Linked DNA regions of Mus musculus: all the other regions are linked to region 6. Evidence: chromatin loops called from intact Hi-C (ENCODE). Cell type or tissue: heart. All regions are shown on one strand.

Region 1 (4,000 bases), 120 kb after region 6:
CCTCTCCCCCTCCTCTTCTCCCTCCTCCCCCTCTCTCCCTCCAAGACGCTTTCTCTGAGCACAGTTATTCATACATGAGATAGCAAGGGCCAAGCTGTGCTCTTGGCCCCAGGTGTCCTTCTTGTTGGCCAAGAAAAGCAGAGATCCTATTAACTTTCACCAGGGTTGGACCAGTGACAGGGCCCCACCTCCACTCAGCCCCCTACTAATGGAGGCTGGGCAAAGCATCAGGCAGGTTATATTCTCCTGCCCAAATGTCTGGGAGCTAAAAATAAAGAGAAGGCCGTGTGCACGGGACCCGTGTGAGCCACCTGCAGAACTATCATATCAGCTGTGCTGAGCTCTCTAGGGCTGTGGGTGGAAACAAACACACCTCTAAAAACACAGCAGGAGCAGATCCTGTTCTTCTGGAAGAGGTCCTCTTCCGGCCCTCCCAAGAGCCTTGGAAACAGCTAGAATCGAGCCAGTGGCAAGGAAGGGCAGGGGAGTGGAGGGATGGTTCTCCAGACATCTCACCCTGCAGATGCCTTACTCAGCTGCAAGGTCAGCTCCACAGCCACCACAGCCAGCTGCTGGCCTGTCCTTCAAGCCTGGCTTGCTGCTCCCCAACAGCGGCACACCGACACATATCTAAGATGCTTCAGATAGCTCTCAGGACTGCCTGGACCCTGAGATCCTGCTGTCTATCCATCCCTCCATCACCCATGAAACCCTCACCAAGGTATGCAATGCTCAAAGTCCCTCCAAGAGAAACCTTAGGTCCCTAAGAGCATACTTGCCCATATACAGATACTGTGCTAGTGTGCATGAGTGTGCACGGGCATCTATGCGGGTGTGTGAATGTTGTATAGGTGTGTGCAGGGAGGTATGTGTGTACAGGTATGTGTGCAGCTATGTGCACACATGTGAGTGTTGTGTGGTATGAGCACACAAGCATGCATATGCACTTGTATGCGTGTAGGTATATGCAGAGGTGTATGTTTATATGGGTGTGCATGCAGGTGTGTATGCACATGTATAAGCATTATGCACATGTGTGTTTAAGTACAGGGCTATGTGTGTGTACTGGCACATGGAAAGGTACAGGTGTGTATATGGATAGATTTGTAGACATACCTCTGCAACCAGTTCTGTATGTGCATAGACATCTATCTACTTCCACATGTTCTGGGGTCCTCACCCAGCTCACAGACGAGGTGTTGGAAAAATGCATGTCAGCAGCAGAGGGCTCACCTTCTTGGCCTCTGCTTTGCGCCCAAGCTTTCCAGAGGGGGATAGTGTGGACACAGAGAAGTCATTGGGGTCTTCACAGTCACGGATCTTTGACTCCTTGATCAGAGAATCCAGCTTCTTCTTTGCAATGTTTTCCACACGCTTCCGATTGGTGGAGGCCTGCCACAGGTCAGCCTGTTAGTGTCTGTCCCCATCCCAGAGAGCAGCCCCACGGTCCCTATACAGTCCCTGGGATTCTCAGCACAGAGCCTGTGGTTTGCCCCAGGCAGCTATGGGCAGCGCTAAAACCCAGATACGTGTAGTCCCTAAAGTTGTGTGGCCCCAGAGGAGGAGGTCGGGACATTCGGAACATAACATAGGATCTGAGACCCACACAGCGGCTGCCATAAATGTTGAGCAGCCAACAGGGACAGGAACCTCTAACTCAAGCTGTGTGCAGTGAGGCCCTGATGTACTTGCAGCACTTAAGGGAGACCTCAGTCTGGGACATCACTCTCCGACAGGACAAGCTCAGTGAGACCCTGATGTAGTTGGAGCACTTGAGGGAGGACCTCAGTCTGGGACAATCAGGACCCCCTGCATGCTCAGGATAGGGTAACCCCCACTAAGGATGTCAGTCCTAAGTTCTGCCACCATCCTGGGCCAGCCAGAGACATGAGCAGGCACACCGGAAGCAGGAAGAATCTGCTGTCTCAGGGCTTTCTAAAACAATTAGGCAGCGCTGGCCCGGAGGCCTTCTGCACAATTATTTTCCCATCTGATGACTCCTTGGGGGACAATAAAGTCTCTGCTGCCTCATAGTGGCTGAAAGCAGTGGATGAGCAATGCCCAGAAGAGAGACGTCAGTTACAAAGCCTTCCTCCACTCAGCTCCCGGAGGACCAACCCCGACAGCTCAGGCTCCCTCCTCAGCCCTGGGCCAGGCCAGCTGCTCTGTGGGATGTCCGTGTTGCCACACAGGAGGTCTCAGCACTGCAGCTGGCTCTTGGAGTTGGTTCTGGTGCAGGGCATGGGGTAGCTGGTCATGAGCACTGACCACTGAGAGCATTGCGGTCCTCACAGTCCCTATACAGACCCTGTGATTCTCAGCGCAGAGGCTGTGATTGACCCCGGGCAGCTGTAGACAGCACTGAAACCCAGATATGTGCAATCCCTAAAGTAGTGTGGTTCTGCCCCAGAGGAGGAGGTCAGGGCGTCAGAAGATAACAGGATCTGAGACCCACACACTGTCCGCCATATGTGTTGAGCAGCCAGCAGGGACAGGGCAGACTTTGGCCAGGCAGCTGGGGTGCTCTGAGTTAAAGCATGGCAGGAACAGGTGTGGGTATGGGTGGGAATGGTGTGGAACCCCCTCAGTGTTAAGTCTCAGCGTCACAGACAAAATCCAAGGTCAGCTTAGCAATGGAAACCAGAAGGGGGAAACAGTAGGTGTGTGGCTGGCCTGCATAATAGACACGAGGGCCCTCCCCCTCCTCCACCGTCCCCTCCCCCACTCCCCACTCCTTACTTTCTCTTCCAAGGCAGGGTTTCTCTGTGCAATAGCCCTGGCTGTCCTGGAATTCACTTTGTAAACAGGGCTGGCCTCGATCTCACAGAGATCCACCTTCCTCTGCCTCCCTAGGGCCTGAGGCTTTGTACACCACAGCATTTACCGTATGTCCTCTCTTCCTGCTGCCAACCTTCCTCACTGATCCTGGTGACCAGGACAAGAGACTGCTCCTCACATCCATAGGTTTCCCACCCTTGAAGGGACTCCAGCCAGCCTAAGCGTGGCCAGCCTGGGTCTGGCAGGCCTTGCCCTTCTCCCCAGTTCCCTCTGCCTTGATAAAATCCATTAGATTACTTTCCTAAGGCTAGCCACCAAGGTCTGTTCCCTTTTTTTTGGCCACTTCCTCCTCTTGAGGCTGACCACCAAGGTCCAACTATCACAATACTGAAGTCCCGCAATCAAAAGCCCCATTTGACTCACCTAATTAACAGGCCTAGTTAAAATCAAACATCTCATCCTAACACGGGGTTTCTCATATGTATTTATTTTTTTACATTTGTAAACCACCATTTGCCTATGGGCCACGTCTGTCTGTCTGTCTCTTCTCTATCCAGAGGCAGTCCTTTGTCCCCCCGCCCCCCAGGACAGATACCCCTTGCCCCCTCCCTTGTTCCCTTCCCCTTCTCCCTCACCCTCCATCTCCTGTCTTTGTCTCTGACTCCCTGCCCTCTCTCCCTCTGGGGTAAATAAATCCCCTTTGTGCTGAGAATTGGTCTTGGGTGTTGGGGGCCAACTCCAGGTTCCCTACAAGCAGAGCCTGGGCTCCCACTCACATCCCCATTGAGGAGCTTGCAGTCATCCTCCATCTCATCAGCACTGTCCTCATCAGATACTTCGCCTTCTTCTGCATCCTCACTGATATTGGCAGGGAGCTTCTTCCCCTGGGGGAAGAGGTAGATAACGGGAATCCAGCGGCCGGTACCCACCAGGAGCGGCCGCCATAGGGAGGAGGCCTTTGTAAAGTTCCCTCTTGGAACTCCAGGCCACACGTGGGTTGTAACCATGCAACCAGTTGGTGCTATCGCAGCGGCACACAAGGGAAGTGGCTCAAGGTGACACGGCCATCCTGAGAGTGAGAACCTCCCTCCCGCCCAGTCTGCCCGTAGATACTGTAATTCTCCAGCTTGGCCCCAGGCCAGAGCCGTCATGATGCTGGTCCTGGAAACCTCACCTTCACCAGGATCTTGCCCTTGAGCATCTGTGGAGATGGAAGCATGGT
Region 2 (4,000 bases), 370 kb after region 6:
GTCTACAAAGTGAGTTCCAGGACAGCCAGGGGCTACACAGAGAAACCCTGTCTCAAAAAAAGGGGGGGGGGCTGAAATATCCTTTTGTAACTGTTGTGAATCTTGGCTCAAAAAAAAAAGTTGTTTCTGAAATGCAAGGGTTAATCCCAACCAGAGAGTATTTTCCAATAACTTTCTTATCACCACAACAGATAGTTCCAGGAGAGTAAAATATTTTCATCAAATTCAACCTTAATTTTGTTGTTATTGTTTTTCAAGACAGGGTTTTTCTTTTTGTAGCCCTGGCTGTCCTGGAACTTGCTCTGTAAACCAGGCTGGCCTCGAACTCACAGAGATCCACATGTTTCTGCCTCCTGAGTGCTGGGATTAAAGGCATGCACCACCACCATCTGGCTTTAATTTTTATGTTGTTGTTGTTATTATTATTATTAATTATTTCCTGGTCTGGAGAGATAGTTCAGTGGTTAAGAGTACTGACTGCTCTCCCAGAGATCCTGAGTTCAGTTCCCAGCAACCACATGGTGGCTCACAACCATCCATACTAGGATCTGATGCCCTCTTCTGGCATGCAGGTGTACATGCAGATAGATTACTTTTTTTTTTTGTTATTTTGTTATTTTGTTTTTTTTGTTTTGTTTTGTTTTGGTTTGGTTTGTTTTTTCGAGACAGGGTTTCTCCGTATAGCCCTGGCTGTCCTGGAACTCACTTTGTAGACCAGGCTGGCCTTGAACTCAGAAAACCGCCTGCCTCTGCCTCCCGAGTGCTGGGATTTAAAGGCGTGTGCCACCACGCCCGTCGATAGATTACTTTCATACATAAATATTTTTTAAAAATTCCTTCCTGTGTGTTGTGAGGGTGGGCACACACACCGTGGTGGAGGTCAGAGGACAACCTCGCCTTCCACCTTGTGAAGGCACTGTGTCCACAAGTCCCAAAAGCTTCAGGCGAGGGGAACCTCCTGTTTCTGCCTCTCCTCTCACAGCACACCTGGAGTCCAGACTTGCGCTGTCCTGCATGGTTTCATGTCAATTCTGAGAACTGACCTCAGGCCCTTATGCTTGCATAGACACTTTGCCTACTGAGTCACCTCCCTAGCCCAAATTCAACTTTTTGTTTTGTTTTGTTTGAGACAGGATCTTTCTTCATAGCCCTGCTTTCCTGGAACTCACTCCATAAACCAAACTCATAGAGATCCTCCTGTCTCTGCCTCCTGGGTACTGGGATGAAAGGTCTGTGCCAGTGTTCTTGCAAAGGATTCAGGTTCATTTCCTAGCACCCACATGGTAGCTCACAACTGTCTGTAACCACAGTTCTAGGCGGTCCAAGACCTTTTTCCAATCTCTGTGGGCACCAGACACATACGGCACAAATACATGCGCTCTCCGAGATTAAACTTGCTCTTCCTCTTCAAGTCTGCAGAGACAGAAGACAACCTTAGTGCAGAAACCATCCCCAGACCCTGGTCTAGACACAACTTCCAGGATGTGGAACCTGGAAGTACACACGGTGTGTGTGTGTGTGTGTGTGTGTGTGTGTGTGTGTGTGTGTGTGATCTCACCTAAGGATGGGGTGCAAAGCTCTGACTGGAGGAAGACCCAGGAAAAGGGTCTGCGAGTCAGATGGTTGCAGGACAGGCGTTTGGAACGGCCCTGACCCCTGGGGGCTGTGAAGTAGAAAGCTACTAGCGAATCCCAATGCGTACATCAAAGTGCCTGGACTTTTGCTGCCACCAAGTGATGGGCTGCAGGATTGCAGGACGGGATATTGGTTAGGTAGGAAGCCCGGGTTTTTCACTCTGAGCCTTCGTCCCCTGGGCTTTGCGGTTTGATTGCTCTTCTCTTTGGTAGAAAAACCCAGTTCCTCCTTTAAGAAGAAGATGCTGGCAAAACTGGGCCTGAGAATTTGGTCCTATCCATGGGGCCTTCCTGAAAAAGACTACAGAACTGGAAACTGAGGCAGGGCATTGTCTGGGAGGTGCCACCGGCAGGGCAAGCCTGACAGCTCTCTGCACGTGTTGACGGAAGGGAGCCCAGGCTCTGCACAGGCTCGAGTGGCCCAATCTCGCACCCCTGCAAACTGGAGGGCAGCTCCGCCCTGTCCCGCCTCTCCCTCAAGGCGGCAGCCTCGTGTTCCCAACGGTTGGGATCTCGGCGCCTTAGATTTCCAGCGCCACAAAGGGGAGCTGGCACTTGGCAGAGCGGAGAGTGGGGGGGGTCTGGAAGCCGCCGGAGCGGATCCCGGTCGGAGGGCGGGCCGGGCTGTAAGTCTCACTTCCGCCGGACGCTGTTTGGAGAAGGATGGAGGAGGAGCGGAGACTGCGGGGGAGGCTGAGCCGTCGGAGGCCGCCCGCGGGGGGCGGGTGAGGCGGGACAGAGCGGAAGGGTGGGGTCCTGGGGGCTTTGGAAGGCGCTGAGACACCGGGAAGGCGATGGGGACGCCTCGATGTTCCCGCCTAGCTGCGGGGTTCCTCGCACGCGTGCATCTCGCTACCAGCCGCGCTCCGCCTCTCTCGGGGCGCGGTCGCTTCTTCCGCCCCAACGCTGCTGTTCCCCACCACCACCTCCGCCACCCCTCTTCACGTCGCCCATTTATCCACTTCTTTCTCAGCCCCAGGCTCCGTTTCCCCCAAGAGTCCATTTACCCTTCTAAGTGAGGTTCCTTCCCGGTCTCTTACTATGGACTCCCTCCTCCATTACCCCATTGTGGACCTGCTCCCTAGCCCTGGTACCCCTCACTGTAGAATCAACTCTTCACGATATCTCTACCATGGATGCCCCGGCTGACTCTTCCTGTGCTTCCCAGGCCCCCTAACTGCCGCCCTTGGTTTCTCTCGGAGGGAAGTAAGAGTGAGCCCTGGGCTGCTCTGTTGCGCAGCACCGTGAGCGGGACCGCGGATTGGACCCCGAACCGTCAGCCATTACCACCGCTGCCTGCTTTTCCCAGCCAGGTGTGTCCAAAAGCACTAAAGAAGGATGACCTGGGAGAGAGTTCTCAGGCCCTGGGGGAGGTCATGGTGTTGGTGGCTGTGACCTTATGGGGACTTACTTTTCAGGAGTCTCTACCTGACCCAGAGTCCACTGTGCCTCCTGAGGCCTTCACTGTGGGATCCAAGACTTTCTCCTGGACGCCTTTGCCACCTGCCCTTCGTGGCTCTGGAAGCTCCCGCCACCTGTTCTGTGAACCTGAAGGCTCCCTGGGGTCACCTACTCCATCCCTGAAAGGATGCCCTGCACTAAATTCTGGTCGAACTCCCAGCGCCCAGGAGTGTGTGCCTGTGCAGAGTCCACTTGCGTTGCTGAGTTGCCCGTTGTGCCAGAAGGCGTTTGACCCGAAGTGAGTGTCCTATCACTTAAGACTTAGCAGGGTGTAAGGTCCACCGACTTAGGAGGCTAAGAGAGTGCCTGGATGTGGCTCTGGCCTTTTGTTTATAGAACTAAAATTTAAATTATAAATATTTACATATATGTGTGCATGGCACATATGCATGTGGAGGTCAGAAGACAACTTCTTGAAATCTGTTCTTAGCTTCCACCATGCGAGTCCTAGGGATTGAACTCAGACCCTCAGACTTGGCAGCAGGAACCTTTATTTGCTGAGCCTTTTTGCTAGTCCTGGTTAATCAAGCGCAAAGTTAGCTTGATTAAGCAGCTGTCAGAACATAAGGCAGCGCCTAGTTCAGAGCCCAACAGTCTCCTCCAAATGATTTAAAAAACTATTTGTGCTGAGCTGGGAGTGGTGGCTTATATGCCTTTAATCCCAGCTCTTGAGGGGCAGATGTCTGAGCTCCAGGCCAGCCTGGTCTACATAGTGAATTCCAGAACAGCCAGTTCTATGTAGAGAGATCCTGTCTCAAAAAACAAAAACAGAAAAAAATGTGCATATTTATTGTTTGCGTAGTATATCTACATGCTCAGAGGGTTTTGCACAGAGGCACCCATGTGCACAGAGGCCAGGTCAAGTTTTTCTTGACACTTCCCACCTTGTTTTTTTTGAGAGAATC
Region 3 (4,000 bases), 190 kb after region 6:
GTTAAAGGGTGCAATGAAAAACTTAAGGAAGCCTAGCACTTCATGCCCCGGGTGGTGGGGCAGGCCTCCCAGAACCCGAGGCTGCAGTCCTCTCCCCATTCCTGCAGAGAAAGCATTGCCTTGTCCCTCCTCAGGTTCCCAGGAGACCAGATGTCAGGTGAGGGCAGGGGCTTTACAGGGTTACTCTTGCCTCAAGGTAGGTGTGGACCCCGCAGTACAACCCCAGGGCCAGATCTGGTAGAGAAATGGAGTTTTCTTGTTTGCCAGCCGTTCAGCAAGCCCCATCCTGGGTGTGATGTGTACAGCAACCACCAGAATGGTAAATCCCTGCTAGGGGCAGAGGGAAGATTTGCAAGGAATGAAAGACACTAGGCAAGGAATGAAAGACACTAGGCAAAGGGAAGCCAGCTAGGTGGTGCTGGAAGGTTTAACCTGGGGATGGGGGGTGGCGGTGGGGGAGGGCACAGAGCAGGTGCAATGGAGCCACCTGCTGGGCAATCCCCTCCCAGTTCCCAGGCCTCCCCAAGGTCCTGGCTTACTGTCTCTGGCCTCCCTACCAGCAGAACTATATTACAAATTTCTCAGATAGGGCTGGCTACAGAGGTCAGCGGATAGGATGCTTGTTGCCCCAGTATGAAGAGCAGAGTTCAGATCCAGAGAGCCCACATAAACATCTGATGGGTGAGGTGACCCACCTGAAATTTCAACCGTGGAAGGAGGATCCCAGAGTAAGTTAGCTGATAAGACTAGCCATGTGGGTAAGTCCTGGTTTTGATTCAGAGACCTGCTCCAAAGAAGAAGGTGGAAGAGCAATCCAAGATGATACCAGGTATCGTCCTTGCCAGACTCCACACTTGCAGGCGTACACACACACACTCTTATGCATGCCACATATCCACATATGCCCACACATATACAAACATGAATATATACACATGCGTACAACACAAACACAATAAATATAATTTAACTTAATAGAGTTAGACAACAGAGTGGTGGGGCTGGAGAGATGGCTCAGTGGTTAAGAGCACTGACCGCTCTTCCAGAGGTCCTGAGTTCAAATCCCAGTAACCACATGGTGGCTCACAAACATCTGTAGTGGGATCTGATGCCCTCTTCTGGTGTGTCTGAGGAGAGCAACAATGTACTCACAAACATAAAAATAAAGAGTTTTTTAGGAGCTGGTGAGATGGGTAAGAGCACCCGATTGCTCTTCCGAAGGTCCGGAGTTCAAATCCCAGCAACCACATGGTGGCTCACAACCATCCTTAACGAGATTTGACTCCCTCTTCTGGAGTGTCTGAAGACAGCTACAGTGTACTTACGTATAAATAAATAAATCTTTAAGAAAAAAAAAAAAAAAAAGAAAACAGAGTGGCCAGAGCTGGCAAACGACATCAGGCAGGACAACAAAACCCACAGCGTGTATGACTTTAGAATTAGTTGTTGAGCTGGGCAGTGGTGGCTCACACCTTTAATCCCAGCACTTGGGAGGTAGAGACAGGCAGATTTCTGAGTTTGAGGCCAGCCTGGTCTACAAAGTGAGTTCCAGGACATCCAGGGCTACACAGAGAAACAGGAGCCTGGCCTTTCTGTCCTCCATCCTTGAAGCAGGAGGAAGAGTTTACAAGGAGAAAGTCACAAGGCTCAGTCTTAGGATCCTTGTGCTTCAGAAGGCAAGGGGTGGGAGGTGGCAAGGGCCGTATGCCCCTTCCGTAAGCAAGAGCTCTCGCTCTACCTCCACCGCAGAGTTCTGGAACCCTGAAACACTGAAGCAAAGGGGGACTCCAGGCCACATGGTCATCCGAGAATCCAGAGAACTGATCTACAATGATGTCACTACTCATCTTGCCCTTCCACTTTCTCTCCTCACTGAAAAGCCTCTTGTTTCCCTGATCTGTGCAGGATCTGTTTGGGTTAACAAGCTCTAGCAGCCCAAGCTAGTAGAAAAGATGGGCTGATAGCTCCACCTGCTGGCCATCTTGGGTTTTGTCCCATAGGAAGAATCCTTGAGAGCCCACAAAGGAAGAACTTGAGGATCAAGGCACCGCTGTGCCTAGGATTTAAGCCCACGGAGAGAGACGCTTACTTAGGCCGTATCCCTGAGAACAACAGATACTTGAATAGTGTTTCTGGTCTTGTTCCCCATGGCTGAGAGAAGAGAATGCAAAAAAGCAGTCGCGTGTAAGGAGCAGTCCAGGCGGGGACACTTAGAACAGGCCATACCCCATGGTTATGGTAGAAATGAGCTTCCAAGTTTGAAAAGTCTTCCAGCACAAGCGGCCTTGGGCCTTCAGAGAATCTACATTTCAAACTGTCACATTTGATTTGGCTAGAAGTTCATGCCTCTGCATGAGCCGTGACTGCCTCCTAGCAGTGGTCAAAGGTGCTATCTGGGATTGCCCAACCCAAGCTGAAGAAACCAGGGCATGGGCAGGGAGGAACTCCAACAACTGGAGCCTTCAGCAGTCCGTTGGAATCACGTGGCTATCCCAAAAGATCCACTTTTGCAGCCCAGAGACACGTACCTCCTGCCAGAAAACTGAACCTGAATCAGGCCAAAAACACATCTGCGAGGCTGAGCTTTCTCGGGGGTCCTACCCACTAGGTATCTACCTCCTCCCTGTCATTACCCGCCACTTCACTGTGCCGCTTCACCCTCCAAGCACAGACCACACCCCTCCCCGGGTAGCCCCACCCCTATGTCGTGGACACGCCCACTACTCCGCCTCCACAGATGTCACGCCTAGGCTCCGCCTTCGCCCGCGTGGTGTTCGCAGCCTCAGCCCCACGACGGACGCACGTCGAGCGTCACAGGCCCCGCCCACGAGGTGCGCAGGCGCGGTGCGAGCTCTGCGATTCGGGCCATGGCGCGGGCGGGTGCCCCTGAAGTGATCCGGGCAGCGCAGAAGGACGAGTACTACCTGGGAGGCCTGCGGAGCGCGGCGGGTGAAGCGCTGCACAGCCTAGCGGGTGAGCGTTCCGGGCACCCAGACAGGCGGCAGCTCCAGAGTTTGCTTGGAAAGCGGGGATCAAAACAGAGGTACACACTGCTGACCACATTGCAGGTCTCTGCTTTAGTGTTTCTCAAGCATTTGCCCATTTATTCTCCAGACGCCCCTACAGGGTGGACCTAACGTCATTACTCTCATAGGTAGACACGTGGATCACACAGGCAGGGATTTGGGATTTCAGAGAGCCGAGGTTTGATACTAAACAGGTCGCCTCTGGCTTATGTTGTTAGCACTACCTAGACTTTCCTGGGCTCCATGTCTCTAGGACAGTACCTGACTCAAGACAGTTACAGTCGGGGCTTCTTAAGAGGCGGTCTTCGTCTCGGAGACATTCCGGTCACCAAGGGCAGCAGAGGAGGTGAAGGGAGAGACGAGTTGTTGAGGGTCGTCTTAGGAGTGACTTGACTTGGACTTTACCTGCCCTTCGGGAGTGACAGGGTTTCTCTGTGTAGCCCTGGCTGTCCTGGAACTCACTCTGGTCAGTCTGGACTCGAAATCTCTGCCTCCCAAATGCTGGGATTAAAGGCGTGTGCCACCACTACCCGGCTGGGAGTCATCTTAAGAGAACCACTTCACCTCTCTAGAGCTAATATTTTTCTTCTCTCAGGTGCAAAGAAATGGCTGGAATGGAGGAAAGAGATCGAGTTGCTCTCGGACATAGCCTACTTTGGCCTCACCACAATTGCAGGTAGCTGTCTGTGCTCGGCAGGTCCTGGGCACTGAGGGGCCCACAACCCACCCAGGTCTGGAGGGGATGCTTGAAGGCTCCTGGAAATCACCTGCATTAGTCTCTGTTTCCGGGAAGGAAGATACTGGCCAGAGGGCACTCACTGCCCCAGACTTTCTCTCAGCAGGATGGGCTTTTCCATTTATGGGGTACGAGGCAGATAAAAAGGAAGAGGCTATCGAGTGGGGGGAAGGGTACGAGCAGGGTCATGGTGAGACACATGGAAAGATCACAAGGTACTCCACAGGGCTGGCCTCAG
Region 4 (4,000 bases), 84 kb after region 6:
AACAAGATTTCACTGAGAACCACCAGACTCCTCTTCCTTGTAGTTTGAGGGGGCTGCTTGACCACCACACAGTGCCAACCACTGCTAGATCTCAGGGCTGTAGAAGCAGAAGCCCAGACATACAGCCCCGAGCCTCCCTTCTGCACTTACAGGGTACCTCTGTCAGAGCTCGGGTGAGGGTTGTGGCAGGGACTAAGGGAGGTGAATTCTGCACTTATATCTTGCACTGGACAGACCATCCTGTGCTGCCTCAAAGCCAAGCCTTCCCCTCTGTCCCAGATGCTTCCATCCATGGTAACCCAACAACCCCTTGTGCTAAGAGCTTCTGGAGCAAGACCTTCGGAATAGATCATTTACAGCAGTGGGTCACTACCATAGCAGGAGGGCGTTTCCCTAGTGGGCACTGTGAAGGCCCTTCAGTTCCTGAGCTCAGACATGGCTGACATCCATCCAGAGAACCTGGTTTCATTCCACACTGGCTATTGTGCTCTGATGCCAGCCTCCTGGTTTGGGCCTGGCTAGGTCTTAGGTTGACCCTAGGAGGAAGCACGGGGCCTTATCTCCTCCCTCAGCCCCTGCAGAGTATTGGGGAAATAGTACAGGTTCCAGATGGAGGGACGCTCCTACATGGCCATCCCCTAGGTGTCTAGGGTGTGACTAGTAAGGTCACCTGGTTAGGAACCACGGTTATCAGTTCTTACAAAGAGGCCCATCCACACTGGCACAGCATTCATATGGGGGCTTATTTTTAGGTCTCCCACCTTCTACCTGCCAACACAAAATGCTGAATGAAACTGGAACACACACACAGAGGCATGCACGCGCGCGCCCGCACGAGCTGAGGGGGATGTCATGAGAGGAGTTAAGGGCAGCCATGGTTTCCTAAAAGCCACGCGGGAGTAGTGATCACGGACAGCATGAAGGAGGCACGGTCCTCCTGTTTCAGAGATGCATGTGGCACCTGGTGACACAAGAGCAGTCCAGATACCCTGTGGGTTCAGGGGTTCCTGAGGGCTTCCTAGGTATGGGGCTTTGTGCTAGGCATTATCCAAAGCAAATTCAGCTAGCCTAGAAGTACGCTTGGCAGGCTCCGCGCGTGGCCATTTCTAGCTGCGGAGAAGTCACTCCTCTCAACTGACAGAACTGGCAATAAAGCGCCTAAATTCTAAATACATGAGTCCCTCTCTCATCCTGTACCTGCGAATGGCATGGCGGCAGCATCTGTTTGAGAGAATGTGGCCCACTTTAACCCACTGTGCCTGTGGGCAACAGGTCCCAGCTGGGGAGGGTGCCCACTCCTCTGGAAGTCGCTGTCTGTTCATTGTAAAACTCTCATTTCTCTGCGCCTGTGGCCTCTGCCAGCCAGCGGTGGGGAGCCTCTGGGGAGTGGGAGGGAAGAAGGGAGAGAAGGGGGGGGGAGAGCACTCCTTCCTGCCCTCCCCACCTCCCCGCGGCCTGGGAAAAGGCAGCATATTGAGGCGCGGGGCTCTCAGCATCAGGCCCCGGGATGCTAATGAGGGCGAGCGCGTTCCCACAGCCCGGACATTGTGCCGCGCGGCCCACCTGCTCCTCGGGGAGCGACCATTGTGCCCGCGCCAATTCACAGGCAATTTAGCGTGCGCTAATGGGCCGGCGCCTTTGTGCGGCCGGCGCCGCCATTGGCCGCCGAGTGTGGGAACGGCCGCGGCGCCCGGACCCCAGGCGCCGGGCCGCTGCCCGCGCCTATATAGGGCTGGCGTGCTGGGGTCCAGGTCGCGCCAGTCCGGGACGCCTGGCTCTGTCCGCTCCGCTCCGCTCCGCTCGCTAATCGCCTCCAGAGCTCCAGGCATGGCCCCAAGTACCGTGGCGGTGGAGATGCTCAGTCCCAAGGAGAAAAACCGAGTAAGTGCAACTCGCCCGGCGCGCGCCGTCCGGTTCCCCCGGGGCCTCCGGCGTCCGCCGCCCACCTGACGCCTCTCCTCCCGCAGCTGCGGAAGCCGGTGGTGGAGAAGATGCGTCGGGACCGCATCAACAGCAGCATAGAGCAGCTGAAGCTGCTGCTGGAGCAGGAGTTCGCGCGGCACCAGCCCAACTCCAAGCTGGAGAAGGCCGACATCCTGGAGATGGCCGTCAGCTACCTGAAACACAGCAAAGGTGAGCCCGGCGCCTGCGCCCGCCTCCTGCTCCCGGCCGATGTGGCTCCCACCGCGCGCGCCCCACTCATGCCGCTTCGTCTCCCCACAGCCTTCGCCGCGGCCGCCGGCCCCAAGAGCCTGCACCAGGACTACAGCGAGGGCTACTCCTGGTGCCTGCAGGAGGCGGTACAGTTCCTGACCCTGCACGCCGCCAGCGACACGCAGATGAAGCTGCTTTACCACTTCCAGCGGCCCCCAGCTCCCGCCGCTCCTGCCAAGGAGCCCCCGGCGCCCGGAGCTGCGCCCCAACCGGCCCGCTCCTCCGCTAAGGCTGCTGCTGCTGCGGTCTCCACCTCGCGCCAACCCGCCTGCGGCCTCTGGCGGCCCTGGTGACCCAGCGGCCGACCGGTGCCTGGAGCGGACCAGAGGATGAGCTCGTTCCTCTGGATGTGGGAAGACATTCCCCAGCCGCAGTTCAGCCCCAGGTTGGCCGCTACCTTCTTCCGAAGGCTCCCTCCTCCGGCTGGCTGGCCAGCAGGAGGGTCATTCTTAGAGAATGTGTGTGCAGAGTTGTCATTTGGGGATAATCAGGGCCCACCCTCTGCCGCCCGTCCGACCCCGTGGGGTTGTTTTGTGTTTGCATTTCAGCAAGTGACTTCTGCGAAGTTCCTGGTCACCACCGGGGGTTCTATGATATTTGTAGAGTCGGGGGTTGGCTCACCCCAGCCCGTAGAGGACTTTCTTCAGGGCCCGTTGCTGCTGGGCAAGCACCCTGCAGGCGGGCTGTGCCCTGGGCACATTTGCCTTTTGTGAAGGCGGAACTGCAGGTGTTTCCTCATAGGAAAGCACTCAGCCTGCGTGGGCGTAGGGCCCATGGGGCCTCACCTCAAGGTCCACATGGCCTTGGCTGTCTGATGCGCGCTCACAGTGGGCTGTCTGGGAGGGTGGGGTCTCCACGATGATCCTTAAAGGATTCCTTTGTATGGGTGGGTGCATGTGGGCACGATTTTGTACTTAGAATTTGAACTCTTGGTCATGTGGGAGAACACAGGCTGTTCTGAAGGCTTCTAATAAAATATCAAGCCCTCCATGTCTGTGCCTCTCGTCTGTCCTTAGCAGCCTAGGGGCAGCCTGCCCGGTGACCGGAGGTGGAACAGTGGGATCTACCATGTTCACAGTGAAACCGGGATCAGGAGGAGTGCTTGCTGGTGGTCCTCTGCCATAGAGGAAAAAGGGAGGGCAGGAGGTGGAGAGGAGAGGGGCATACAGAGCTGTTGTTGCTCTCATGGTGAACAAGACCTGGGTGGCCGCTGGGGGTTTCTGCTAGCTCCCAGGTCAGGGTAGGGGAAGAGATCCTAACAACTGTAGACTCTCTGCTTTGTCCACTGAGAGGAAGCTGAGGGCCTCAGTGGACCTCTTGCTGCAGCAAGAGGCTCGGCTGTGCCGAACCTGAGAAAGTATCTGTTCTAGCTCCCGCTTCCCCTTAGTTCACCTGCTTAGGCGATTCATAAATGCCCTCCCTTCCACAGAGCGACCAGGGCCAGGACTGACCCATTCCATTCAAACTATGAGCCTGGTAGGTATGGGCTATTGTCTAAGACAGGGTGTCCGCTTTAAGGCAGGCTATAGGTTAGTCAAGTTCACAGGGCTCTCCAAAGGCAAAACCCATGGAGCAAGAAGTGGGAAGGTGTGTCTACATGTCTTCTGAAGGACAAAGTCATAGATGTGGCTCCCATCCCGACTTGGATCTTTCCCATCTAGAAGTTCATTAGCCACCACCCCCCTCTTATTCCTATCCACTCTGCCAGGGACCACCTGAGGACCCTTCTGTGACCCACGTATAGTAAGCAAGGACAGAGAACCTCATCTGCACTCATTTAGCTTAC
Region 5 (4,000 bases), 390 kb after region 6:
TGGAAAGGAAGAGAACTCAAGGCTCTGACTATGTAATAATGAGGCCCAGCTCTAGACTGGCCATGGGATGGGGGTAGAGGGGTATCATCTTTCCTGATTGCTTGTTGCCTCTGTGGCCTGGACCCTCCCGATTCCTCCCAGTACCCACAGACACAAACAGTCCGGTAAACAGAGTAACTGGTTCTTCGTGGGGATGGAATGTAGTCATCAGTGCTGGCTGTAAGCCATCTGGAAGGATCAGGGTGGGGTTGCAGGGGATGGGGGAGGTGTCCACTGTCCCAGAGTTGGGCAAGTTCCAGATCTACTCAACTGGCTAATCTTTATACTTTTCTTCAAAGTATAAAGTTGAAGTTTTTCTCCTAATATCAGGAATGGACTCAAGTCCGAGCCGATGCCTGTGCCTGCTACTCTGTCCTGTAACTGTTGACATCAGGTTCTTGGCAGCTTTGGAAAACCAACCACAACACCACAGAAAATGGCCAGACACCATGTACCAGGCACCCAAGTACACACGGGCCCATTCTGGCAAAACTGGCCCACCTCGCAGAAGGGGCACCGGTGACCCTCGAGGCTTACCAGGTCCCAGTCTATGCTGCGGAAGAAAGCATGAGACTTGATGTCGGAAAACCCAGTCTGTGGCCGGCAGCCAAGCCTCTCTTTGGGATCCTGGGGGTCAGAATTCAAATGAGGGTGAGTCAGGACTCCTAAGGAAACCCCTGATTCAACCTCAACCCAACGGGATGGCCCAACTGCCCCCACGGGAGTTCCCTGTCCCCAGCTGTTCTGATGTCCAGCTGGGTCTGACCTTCCCTCTGTTGGGACTGCTTTTCCGGTCAGTTACTTACTCACTGTTTTGCTATATCAATAAAAAATTAAACTCAAAGATCACGGAGCCCCAGTGCCAGAGTGGATGAGCAGCAGCAGCACAGAGCAGCTGGGGGCAGCTGGCAGCTGATGACAGACAGCTCCAGTAGTGGAGAGACTCTGTCCACCCACTCCATCCCATGGGTAACTTGATCCCAGAGGGTTACAAGGGATCGTCTGTCACCGCAGCCAAGAGCATACCTTATTTAAAAATCCTTTTAAGACGTGTGAGGCCTTGACAGACAGGAAACGGGGAATCCGGATTGGCTTTTCCAGGATAACTGAGGACAGAGACCGGGTGAGAAGCGGCACTGTTTGCTCTTTCCGATAGCCTACGGGTGGGCCCCCTGAACTCTGCTCCTTTTGTGTTTTTTTGTTTTTTGTTTGCTTGTTTTTTTGCAAGGACGGAATCTTGGTAGGTATCCAGCCTGGCTTTGAATTCTTGACCTTCCTTCCAGCCTCTTGAGTAGCTGGGATTACAAGGCCATGTGACCCACACCTGGCTTGAACCCCATTTCTAAGTCAGAGCTCAGACTTGTAGCCCTGGGACACCTTCCTGTTCCAGAAGCCTGCTGGGTCCTTCTAGGGACCTCCTGGTAGCACTCACATATCACATAGCCTTGTGTGAACCAACAGCTCCCTACTACCTTTTGGTTGCAGGCATGTGGAGTCTGAACACCGATCACCAGGGGGCGCCGAGGGACAGCCCTGAGGGGCGTATCAGTGGCCATTAATGCTCTCTCATCAGGAGCAAGGGAGCCTGCACAGGCTACAGGGAATGATCTGGGTGGGCAGAAGGGGGCTCTGGCTAAATCAGGGTTTCTAGGTGACCCATAGTGAGGTGGACTATGATCACCTCGTTTTACAATCTCTGCCAGAGGAATGGGTTCGTGTGTGTGTGTGTGTGTGTGTGTGTGTGTGTGTGTGTGTGTACTGTTGCTGATGCACAGCACCAGCCTGGACAATGCTCCATCCTCACCTTTGAGAAGGGAAGAAAAAATAACATGCAGAGGGAGGTGGGAGGGAGTGCATACACCATGGGCCACCAACCTTGGAAAAGGTAGTCTTCAGTGTTCATGTCAGGGTTGTCCGTGATGATGTCAAAGGGGGAGCGCCCAGCCATCATCTCAAACATAAGGACACCCAGTGCCCACCAGTCCACGCTGAACCCTGTGGAAAAGCGGGCAGTCACTAGGCAGGGGGTGGCTGGGAAGTGGCACACTCTGTCCGTGAGTGTGAATGTGCCAAGAGAGTCGCTGTGCTGGACATCTGTGTCCTCAGAAGCTGTGACTCCTCACCTGCAGTGTGGGATACCCAGGCTGTGTCCCTGGCCCCTCAGCTCTGCTGGGACATCTCTGTTACTCGAGCATGCAGAATGGGACCAGGGACGGACCCTGCTTTGTTCCTGTCGTCGTCATCGTCATCATCAGTGATAGTGACCGATGATGATGATACAGGCTCTCGATATGTAGTCCAGGCTGGCCTTGAACTTGTGACTCCCCTGCCTCAGCCTCCTAGGGCATGGCACCATAACTAGTTGTATTTTTTTCCTGATTTGATTTACAGTTACAAAGCCCGCTTCTCACTGAGGAATGTGGCCCAGTGGTAGAGAACACTTTGTTCACACGTACAAAGCACACGCGCCATCCCCAGAGCTGCCAAAATACACAGAACTCACAGAATCCATCTCCGAGACGAGAAAACACAGCTACAATTTCCTGTATATTTACATTCACTATTCTTTCTTTCTTATATTTTATGTATGTGAGTACACTGTCACCATCTTCAGACACACCAGAAGAGGACATCGGATCCCATGACAGATGGTTGTAAGCCACTATGTGGTTGGTGGGAATTGAACTCAGGACCTCTGGAAGAGAAGTCAGTGCTCTTAACTGCTGAGCCATCTCTCCAGCCCGTTTTGTTTTGTTTTGTTTTGTTTTAAGACAGGGCTTCTTCGTGTAGACCTGGTTGTCCTGGAACTAACTCTATAGACCAGGCTGGCTTTGATCTTAGAGATCTGCCTGACTCTGCCTCCTGATGCTGGGATTGAAAGTGTGGGCCACCATTGCCCGGCTGGCTGACTGACTTTCTCTCTCTCTCTCTGTCTCTCTCTCTCTTTCTATGTTCAAGTGCTAAGTATTTTAAGACAGCAGGAGGGATGATCAGTCTTCATACTCTGCCTGGCCACCCCTACCATCTCTGCTCAGAACAGTCCCCCTGCTCTGGCACACACAGAAATAGGGTCACTTAGAATGCTAGACTGATTTCTGGCTCCAGTCTGCCACCCCTGGTTACTGAGCCACTTCAACTGAAGCAGCTTGTAGGAACTCAGTCATTCTTCTGAATTGGTGACTCGCACGCGCTGCCCGCCACACACTCATTTATGTGAAGGTGTATTTATGACTGGTTTCACTGAAGTCACCGTCACTAGTCAGGGATAGACAGCTCATGCCTGTAATCCCACCTGTCTGAACAGCAGGAGAAGCTAGGATGCAAAAGTGGGTGCGTTCACGAGCACACATAGATAACATGTGTGATGAGCCTCTGTGCACAGTAAACACATTTTTTTTACAAACAGTAAAAAAATAAATGTGCACACACACACTGCATGCTACATATCCTCCTCTATCACACACATGCACACACATGTATCACACACATGTACACACATGTATCACACACATGTACACACATGTACCTGTATATGTATGCCCTGCCCCCAGGTGCATAGGACTGTTTCTACCCCGAGGAGTGGAAGTACACCTTCGTGTCTACAGGGTCCCCAGATCACCCCCTGCTCTGGAGCCCAATGGGGGCACTTCTGCCATTCCCAAGGGCACTTTGTTTCTTCCACATATGCATGGCCAGTGGCCAGTGGCCAGCCAACTTGAGGTTCTGTGACCCAAACCTGGGCTTTCTTGTCGTTGCTTCATGTTCCTTTTTCTCCTCCCTGGCCTTAGGACTCCTCAGAGAGAGGAATGTTATTCAGTGTCATCTGGTGGGCCTCAGGGAGTATGCAACGGGTAACCAGCTGGGAAACCCTGAGGGGTGTTCTGTGTTATTTTTGGGTATAATTTGGCCATATATCTCCCTGCCAGGGCCACTGTAGGGTGGGCCAGACAGGTTCTTGCTC
Region 6 (4,000 bases):
TCTTCCAGAGGCCAGGAGTGCGACTCCTAGCATCCACATGGCAGCTCACAACTGTGTTTAATTCTAGTTCCAGAGGACCTGATATCTTCTTCTGGCTTCTACAGGCATCAGACACACATGTGGCACGCAGGCATACATATATACAAGCAAAAACACCCATATACATAAAAATAAAACCAATTTATTTGCAGTTTTTCTGTTACATTTACTTGAGGTAGAGCATGTCAAAACACACACACACACACACATACGAAGGTCAGAGGACAATTTGTAGGGTCAGTTTTTCCTGCTACCACTTGGATCCAGAGAATTGTTGTTGTTGTTGTTGTTTTTCTGTTTGGTTACGTTTGATTTGGCTTGGTTTTTTCAAGACAGGGTTTCTCTGTATATCCCTGGCTGTCCTGGAACTCACTGTGCAGACCAGGCTGGCCTCGAACTCAGAGACCCACCTGCCTCTGTGCTGGGATTAAAGGCGTGCGCCACTACTCTCCCACTTCGTGCAGAAAATTGAATAGGAGTACTTCTCTTCTTTTATCTGAGCATTCCGTGTACCGCTCCTCTGTTTCTTCTGCAGCCATGCCAGGCTGGGGTTTGAGTTTGTCCTTTGCTGGGAGGATTTTCCTTATTTGCATTCCCTGAATCTCCAGAATCTGTCTTTTGTCTGCCATGATTGTGTTTCTGATGCATCTTCAGCCTTTCCTGCCTGTGTTCAATCTGAGCTATTCCCCCCACCCCCACCCCACCCCCGCAACTTACTTGAAATTCTTTTTTTATCCTTTTGATAGTTGCTTTTTCTTTTAATTATTTGCTAGTTTAAAATTAGATGCAAATCCTTTTCCTCCCGAAGGCCTATTTTATTATGTGTTCTTTGTGGTGGGGTGTGTGGTGGCATGGTATGGAGGTCAGAGACTACCTTTTGGAGTTGATTCAATCCTTCCACCTTTACATGGATTCTGGGGATCAGCCTCAGGTCCCAGTCTTTCTGGAAAAGTGTTTTTGTCCTTGAGCTATCAGGTAGGCTCTTGATGTCAAGTATTTTCATAAATAGCTGGGCACTCCACTTTCATTCATGGTCATCGGGAATTCTGTTCACAAGCAACCATATTCATTGTTCAGGTTAGCTGACCACAGCCTCTGCCTGTTCTTGTAAACAAAGCTTTAGTGGCACGCTGCCTTGCCCACTGTGTGCGCCTATGCTTCTCTTCCGGCCAAGCAGCAGAGCTGCGTAGGTGAGACTGAGCCTGCCAGCAACCCTTCTTGCAGGGAGATGTCACCAGCCTGGACCTGAGCTGTGTCCTCGGAGTCGGCAGCTCATCCTTGGGCTTTTCTGTCTGTTACTCGGTGAGGAAAGGAGGGACCTGAGGTGGTATGCACACCACTGCCCAGCTATACAGCCTGGCGGGCAGGGCATTCCAGCTCCCGTCCCTGCTGTGTGACATCAGACCACTTCCATGATCTCTCTGTGCTTCAGCCTGCAAAACAGAATTGATAGGGGGGTGTGTCTTAAAGGCTCGCATGAGGGTTTGAAAACTTGATGCAACAGGAATGCTTAGAAAAAAGGCCACCACACTGGTCATTATCAGATTTAGTAACAAGAAGTCAGTCTTGCTATTGACCCTATCAATCTTGACATTTCGTCCTGTGTGAAGGTAAATTAGCTTGTGAGACAACATGCTTGCACATTCCAATAGAGATGTCTCCAAATTTTTTGCTTAAACCCACCCTTGTCAGTTATATATCTTATGCTGTATTTTTAAATACTTATTATTTTGAATTACACATATATGGAGGGATGTGTGCACACATGAGTGTGAGTACTCTCAGAGGTCAACTCTGGAAACTTAGAGTTGCAAACGACTCAACAGTTATGTGGGTGCTGGGACCTGGACTCGATTCCTCTGCAAGAGCAGAAAGTGCTTTCAGCCACTGAGCCCTCTCTCCAGCCCCTGGTCTCTCTACTTTTTTTTTTTTAACACCTGAGCTATGAAAAGCTCGAGTTGCATTTTCTTTCCTTGCTATTGTCTGGATTTCATCAGTTCATAGCTCTCTCGACAGGTCCTTTTTCTGTCTAGTGATTGTTATGCAAAGTTTGTCTTTAGCATTTCAAAAGGCAGTTTGTGCCTTTTGTGTATTTGATGTGTGAGCACACGTGTGTGTGTGTGTGTGTGTGTGTGTGTGTGTGTGTGTGTGTGAGAGAGAGAGAGAGCGAGCGAGAGAGAGAGAGAGAGAGAATCTCATGTAGCCGAGGCTAGCCTCCATCTTACTATATATAGTCAAGGATGACTCTCAACTTCTGACCCTTTTGTCCGTACCTAGCAAGCGCTGGGATTATACCTCCACACCCGTTTTCAACCAGTACCTTTAAAACAGTTTGTTGGTATGGGGCAGCTTGATTATCAGGTTGGTCATTACAGGTCTTTGAACGAAAATGCCTAGCGTGGGATCCCGTGTTCGATCACTTGGTCTCCGCCTGGTGGCGCTGTTGGAAAGGTTATGGAACTCTTAGCGGGTGGAGCCTTGCTGACGGAAGTACGTCACTGAGGGTGGGTCACTGGGGGTGGGCGTTATAGCTCGGCTCCACTTCCTGCTCTGTTTCCATGCTTTCCCTGGTGCGGATTAAGTGTGATCAAGCTGCTTCTCGAGAGAGAGAGAGAGAGAGAGAGAGAGAGAGAGAGAGAGAGAGAGAGAGAGAGAGAGAGAGAGAGAGAGAATCTCTACTCCTAAAGTTCAGCTAACGGCTGTGGAGAGAGCTCAGTCAGCCAAGTGCTTGCTGTGCAAGCAAAGCCCTGAGTTCAGTCCCCAGATTCCAGTGAGAAATTCCAACCCAAAAGATAAGGTGGAGCATGCCTGAGAAGACTGACCGCTGACCTCCCACACACTGAGAAACAATACCAAGACTGACTTCCGACTTCCACACACATGTACATGTATCCATTCCCCTCACACAAACAAGAAATACAACATTAATGAAAGAAAATTCTGGTTGCTTATAGACGCCTTTTCTCGGTCTGTCCTTTCTGATGCTCAATTTTTCTGTGGTCATTTCTGTCCCTGGCTTTGCTCTGCATTCCTGGTAAATTCCATAGAATATCGTTCTAGTGCTAAGTCTTTCTTCAGACACCTCAGTGATGCCCACCTGGAAATGAGCTGTTGTAAATCGTTAGTTGACTCCATCCATTCTGGGTCTGCAGTTGTTCGTAAGCTTCAGCAACTGCATGCTTTTCTTTTTAAAAATATGTGTTATTGTATTTGTTATTTGTGTAGAGGTGAAAATGCATGGGTGTGTGTGAGAAGGAGAGGGACAGAGACAGAGAGGTAGAAGCAGAGAGGAAGACAGAGACAGAAAGAGGGAGACAGAGAGATGGAAGCAGAGAAAGGGAGACAGAGAGAAACAGAGTGCCCAAAACAACAGTTACCTAATATCTGTCCTTGGCTGAGGTCAAGCTGGCCCAAGCCAGACACAGCTTGAGCACCTCTGTGGCAGGGGAACCTCATCCAGGCACAGAGACCTAGCTGGCCATTTTCCTCTCCTGGAGAGAAGAAATTCAAGGGGACACATGAAAGTACTCAGGTCGCATGGCACATAAATATACACTCACATCCCTGTGGCCTTTGTTTTGGCCTCCTGTATGATGTAAGTGGGGAAGGTTTACCTCTGAGACTGTGTTTGTTTCCATCTGGTGTCTCCATTTGGGAGAGCTTCCTGTTGACTGTCAGGATCTGTTCCCTTGGCCACACCACAGACATCTGCCTCCCAGCCCTGCCCGGAAGCGTTCTCTCTCTCTCTTTCTCTCCCTCTCCCTCTCCCTCTCCCTCTCTCTCTCTCTCTCTCTCTCTCTCTCTCTCTCTCTCATGTGTGATGTGTGTGTGTGAGAGAGTGTGTGTGATGTATATGTGAGTGTTTAATGTGTCTATGTGATGTGTGTATGATGTGTGATGTGTGTCTGTGTGATGTGTATTTGATGTGTGTGTGTGTGTGTGTGTGTGGTGTGTAAAAGAT
Region 7 (4,000 bases), 110 kb after region 6:
CAGTGATAGGTCTATGACGGTGTCGTTGGAGGACATGCTGGAGGATGAGGAGACACTGTCCCTGTGGCTCCCAGGCTCCAGCCGCTGCCATAACCTGTCAGTGCCCGTGGCATCCGAGTACACTGCAGGTGTGGGAGAGAGCTCCGAGAGCACCTGGCCCTCACTCTTGGCCCTCCTAACCACTGGCAAGTGGCCCGGGACCCGGGAGCGGCTCTTGCTGTCTGTCTGTCTTCCAGAAGTCCCCTCACGTGGCCCGCTGGAGATCCCACCATTGTGTGGCCTGAGGGGTGGCTCTTCGTTTTCCCTACCGCCCCCAATCCTGAGCTGGAGGGTTCCAAAAGCTCCCAGAGATGTCTGCTGGGAGCTGGTCACTTTGGCTCCCAGGCCTACAGGGCACTGGGACCCTTCCTGAGATGGACCTGTGGGGGCAGCTGCCTGTAACGGGAGGCCAGGGCCCAGGGCTGGTTCCTCGGCAATGGGTTCCAGGCTGCACAGGGGGGAGATGGGCCGCTGCAGGGGGAAGAGGCGAGTATCTGTGGGGAAAGAGGGACGGGAGACAAGAGGCGGAGAGGTAGATATAGAAAGGGCAGACAGATTAAAGACAGACATGGGGAGAATCAAGAAACAGAAAAGGGATAGGGAGGGAGGGAGGGAGGGGGGAGAGAGATGGGGGAATATGAATCTCATTAATCAGCACCCGATCCTGACCCCCTGAGCCAAGGGTAGGGACCACCAGTCCACCCCAGGATATCCCAGCAACCAGGCTTTTCCATTTATACACATGTACTGTGACACTCAAGAGTACCCCACCCCGCTAAGGCTGGAGTCATGCCTGGGCCTCACACAGGCTCCATGGGGCAAGGGCAGGCCAGGCCTAGTCCTCCTTGGACTGGGACATCATGGGGACACATAGGGCTCAGGCCTGTTTGTTACCTGGCACTCGCAGGTCTCAATCCCTAACTATGGAAGCAGCACGGAGCAGGGACAGAAAGGAGAACACAGTCAGTGTATTGGTGGTGGTGGTGGTGGTGGTGGGGCACTGGCAGATGGACAGATGGACAACAATGCTGGGCAGGAGCGGGGGTCGGGGGGAATACAATGGAAGCAGGCAGACTCCAGGGACCTCCCTCTGCCCAGGCTAGAGCTCAGTAACCAGCTCAGACCAGTTCCCTCACACTCCAAGGTCAGGAAGTGTCAGCCAGGAAGGAGGGTCACAAAAAGGCTTAGTGACATTTGGACAATGCAGGTCCCTGGAAGCTGCTCCCCCTAAGCTCTGAGGCCCAGACCTCAGTTCTAAGCACCTTCTCCCCTGGTCTCTGAGGAGTCTCCAAGAGGGGATACCCTGAGGTACCACCACCAATTGACAGCAGGCTCCCATAGGACCGAAAGGCAGAGTCATTCTTGCATCTGACCCTTGGGGGTGGGGGTGGGGGGAGGCAGGGCTAAGAGCTGGGATCTTTTCAGACCTAGGAAGGTAGGCCATCAGAGCAGCCAGTCAGGGCAGCCAGCAGGCACCAGGGAAGCCCTTGCTGAGGGCTGGCTGGATATCCCTGGGTTCCTCAGCAAGCAGCTCTCAGAAATGCCTTGATGACTCGAGCAGCCCTCTTCCCCCACCCCCGCCCCCACAAAGTACAGGGCCATTAGGGCAGGGGTGGGGATCTGAGGCAGACAGGCCACAGCTAAGCTGACGGACAAATGAAGCAGAGAGCGGCAGGCAGGCACGGACCGCCTAGGCATGCCAGGTGTAGAGAGCATGGGATGCAGCGGAACGGCAGGCCTTACCGGTGGAGAACATGGGGGAATGACTCCTGATCTCCTCCAGCTTTTGAACGAACAAGGCGTTCATCTCTCCCTGCAGCGCCCCCTGCTGCCTGTGAGCACCCTCCGGCTGGCAGGGGGCCACCTTGGGGCTGCCTGGGCTGTCTGGGCTGCTGGAGTCCGAGGACACAGAGCCGCCGCCTGGACCCTGGCGCCGAGCCCTAGGACCCTTGGGGGCCTCTTTGCTTCTCCCTGGGGTGGCTCGAGGACTTGGGCTGCAGCAAGGGCCCCCCAGTGAATCTACCCGGGCCCTGGGCTGATGGCTGATGGCCATGTGGCTGCCTGCAGGCCCAGGGCTGGGTTGTTGCTCCCTTTGAAGGCCCTCAACGTCCATACCGGCGCAGGAGCCCACCACACACTTCATGCATGTGGCGGCCATCCCTGCAGGTCCAGGGCCTTCGGGGGCATTTGGGGACCGCACCTGTGCCAGTGTCCTCTCTTCTGTTGCTTCTCCTCCTGGTGCCTTACCTCGGGGGCTGCTGCTGCCTGACCTCTCTTGAGTAGGGGCCTCCAGAGCTGGGTTGGGGCTAGAGGGTGCCACGTCATCAGCTGCCCCCTCGGAGCCTGCGTCCTGTGTGCCCAGGGCCAGCTCTGGGAAGCCCTTGCGACTTGGCTTCTGGCTTTTGGTCGGGGCACTGGCCGTGCGCCGCAGGAGCCTCTGGCTAACGGAGGGCCGGGGGAGGGGCTGTCCAGCAGCATGACTGTCCAGCGAGCCTGGCTTTGTGCCTCGGAGGAAGAGACCTTTTAGACCCAGAGTCTGCTTGACCTGCAAGAAAAGGAGCCCACATAGCCGGTGCCTGGCCCACCTGACCCAGGTGTGGCTTCAAGCTTCAAGCGGGGAACTGGCTCTCCAGCGGGTGTTCTGAACCTGTAGCTACCATGGACCTGTAGCTACCATGGACCTGTAGCCACCCACTTGTCCCAGCCTTGAGGAACTGAGGACTGTAGCCCCAGATCTAGGGGGAAGAAAAGTCGGGGTCTGCCATCACCATGGTTGCACTCACCGTGACCTGCCCAGCAGCCTGGAAGGCCTGCTCTCCGTTGGCCTCTGCCTCCCTACTTCCCAGGAGCCTCTCCTCCCTCCTAGAGGGCTGCCTTTCTAGGAAGCCTTGTTGAACTCCCCCAGGCAGACTCCTTCCTCCAGGCCAGCTTGCACTCGGGGCCCCATGAGTTCCTGAGGCCCTCAACTGGCTCAACACGTACGTAACCAGCATCAGGCCACAGCCAGCTTCTGCCCAGTCCCCTCCTGCATTCCCCTCTGCATAGATCACTGCTGGAGAGGATCTGTGGCCACCTCTTAAGAGGACAGAGGCCATAGGGATCCTTACATGCCACACACCCCTGCATCCCACCAACAACGCCCACCCACCCCCATGACGGGCCGTGCTCGTGCGTTGGAGCAGCCCAGGGCCTGGCGGCCAGGGGCCCCTCTGCGGAGGCAATAGAGTGGCCAGCACTTGAATCAGCTTCCTGATTCAAGATCCCAAATCCAGTGCAATTTGGTCAATGTGGTTGGAAAGCCATTTAGAAGGAGATCCAGGATTCGAGCTGGAGCGCCCGCTGGGTACCCCTGCCCCCAACCCTAACTCAGATCCTAGCATACACAGAGGAGAGAGCTAGAGGGGCCAGTAACTGACAGTGTAGGCAGGTAGAGAGGACAGGACGGCAGAGGAGCTGCAAGGCTGTGCAGAGAGACCTACAGTCATGGGGAAGGGCAGAAGGTGCACAGGGTGAGGACAGGATAGGAGGATAGGTCCTTGGCTTTGGCTGAATCCTGGATCTGCCTCGTAAATGCCACTCTCTGGCTGAGGATGGCCCAGGGGACCCCAGAAACGTGTCATGATCCATGTCACATGAGCTGACAGTCTCCAAAATGCTACCAAGTATCACGGATGCTAATGGGCGCGGCCTGGCATGCAGGTGGGGCGGCGGGCTACACCGTCCCGCGGCGCCGGGTACCTTTGAGACTCCTAACAAGGCTGAGCTTCTAAAAGTAGACTTGGGACATAGAGAAGCCCACTGCAAGACCAAAGAGACAGAGTGAAGGCAGGTGAGGTGGCCGTGGTGGCCAGAGCAGGGCCTACCCAGCCAGGGATGGCCCTCAGAGAGAGGCAGACATAGGATAGATGGATGGGTGGTGGCAAGTAAGGGGACACTTTTAGTACCTCTGGACCCATGATGC

The links. Peaks named below come from ENCODE experiments on the same cell type or tissue, not always from the same donor. Only the 100,000 strongest peaks of a DNase experiment are listed, where the experiment ranks them.
Region 1: it touches region 6 in a loop (3-fold over the local background); 6 of 42 quality-filtered maps call a loop at or near these places.
Region 2: a loop joins it to region 6, with 2.3 times the contacts of the local background. A loop is called at or near these places in 14 of 42 quality-filtered maps.
Region 3: a loop joins it to region 6, with 10 times the contacts of the local background. A loop is called at or near these places in 39 of 42 quality-filtered maps.
Region 4: a loop joins it to region 6, with 3 times the contacts of the local background. A loop is called at or near these places in 9 of 42 quality-filtered maps.
Region 5: a loop joins it to region 6, with 2.4 times the contacts of the local background. A loop is called at or near these places in 4 of 42 quality-filtered maps.
Region 7: it touches region 6 in a loop (2.9-fold over the local background); 6 of 42 quality-filtered maps call a loop at or near these places.

The regions. Positions count from the first base shown.
Region 1 is chr4:154,994,899-154,998,898 of GRCm38, forward strand. Plch2 (phospholipase C, eta 2) reads right to left here. Exons shown (of 22, transcript NM_001113360.3): 9 at 3,953-4,000; 10 at 3,555-3,662; 11 at 1,234-1,392. Among named protein-coding and RNA genes, the nearest start is that of Plch2, 14 kb to the right of the region's middle. In heart, a CTCF peak has its summit at 2,033; a DNase peak (open chromatin) is centred at 2,073; H3K27me3 peaks cover 387 bases.
Region 2 is chr4:155,247,704-155,251,703 of GRCm38, forward strand. It overlaps Faap20 (Fanconi anemia core complex associated protein 20), which reads left to right and starts at 2,263. Exons shown (of 4, transcript NM_001190445.1): 1 at 2,263-2,359; 2 at 2,803-2,947; 3 at 3,053-3,333. The coding sequence starts at 2,298. In heart, CTCF peaks have their summits at 559 (motif pointing left) and 1,734; DNase peaks (open chromatin) are centred at 1,738, 2,308 and 2,768; H3K4me3 peaks cover 2,423 bases; H3K27ac peaks cover 2,493 bases.
Region 3 is chr4:155,064,202-155,068,201 of GRCm38, forward strand. Pex10 (peroxisomal biogenesis factor 10) reads left to right here and starts at 2,829. Exons shown (of 6, transcript NM_001042407.1): 1 at 2,829-2,973; 2 at 3,622-3,702. The coding sequence starts at 2,868. In heart, CTCF peaks have their summits at 500 (motif pointing left), 1,987 (motif pointing left) and 2,202; DNase peaks (open chromatin) are centred at 1,970 and 2,770; H3K4me3 peaks cover 2,003 bases; H3K27ac peaks cover 2,358 bases.
Region 4 is chr4:154,959,169-154,963,168 of GRCm38, forward strand. It overlaps Hes5 (hes family bHLH transcription factor 5), which reads left to right and starts at 1,755. Exons shown (of 3, transcript NM_010419.4): 1 at 1,755-1,881; 2 at 1,968-2,133; 3 at 2,224-3,203. The coding sequence starts at 1,828. The coding sequence ends at 2,507. In heart, CTCF peaks have their summits at 2,292 (motif pointing right) and 2,496; DNase peaks (open chromatin) are centred at 1,493, 2,083 and 2,913; H3K4me3 peaks cover 1,741 bases; H3K27ac peaks cover 426 bases; H3K27me3 peaks cover 4,000 bases.
Region 5 is chr4:155,267,119-155,271,118 of GRCm38, forward strand. It overlaps Prkcz (protein kinase C, zeta), which reads right to left. Exons shown (of 18, transcript NM_008860.3): 14 at 1,915-2,034; 15 at 1,066-1,145; 16 at 577-666. Among named protein-coding and RNA genes, the nearest start is that of Faap20, 19 kb to the left of the region's middle. In heart, a CTCF peak has its summit at 1,546 (motif pointing right); DNase peaks (open chromatin) are centred at 863 and 1,393; H3K27ac peaks cover 399 bases.
Region 6 is chr4:154,875,520-154,879,519 of GRCm38, forward strand. The region is part of intron 2 of Mmel1 (membrane metallo-endopeptidase-like 1); the gene reads left to right. Among named protein-coding and RNA genes, the nearest start is that of Gm13112, 5.5 kb to the left of the region's middle. In heart, a CTCF peak has its summit at 2,468; a DNase peak (open chromatin) is centred at 2,522; H3K4me3 peaks cover 915 bases; H3K27ac peaks cover 1,484 bases; H3K27me3 peaks cover 672 bases.
Region 7 is chr4:154,984,433-154,988,432 of GRCm38, forward strand. It overlaps Plch2 (phospholipase C, eta 2), which reads right to left. Exons shown (of 22, transcript NM_001113360.3): 21 at 2,287-2,584; 22 at 1-533. Among named protein-coding and RNA genes, the nearest start is that of Gm42363, 22 kb to the left of the region's middle. In heart, a CTCF peak has its summit at 1,874 (motif pointing left); a DNase peak (open chromatin) is centred at 1,869; H3K4me3 peaks cover 1,005 bases; H3K27ac peaks cover 1,247 bases; H3K27me3 peaks cover 2,622 bases.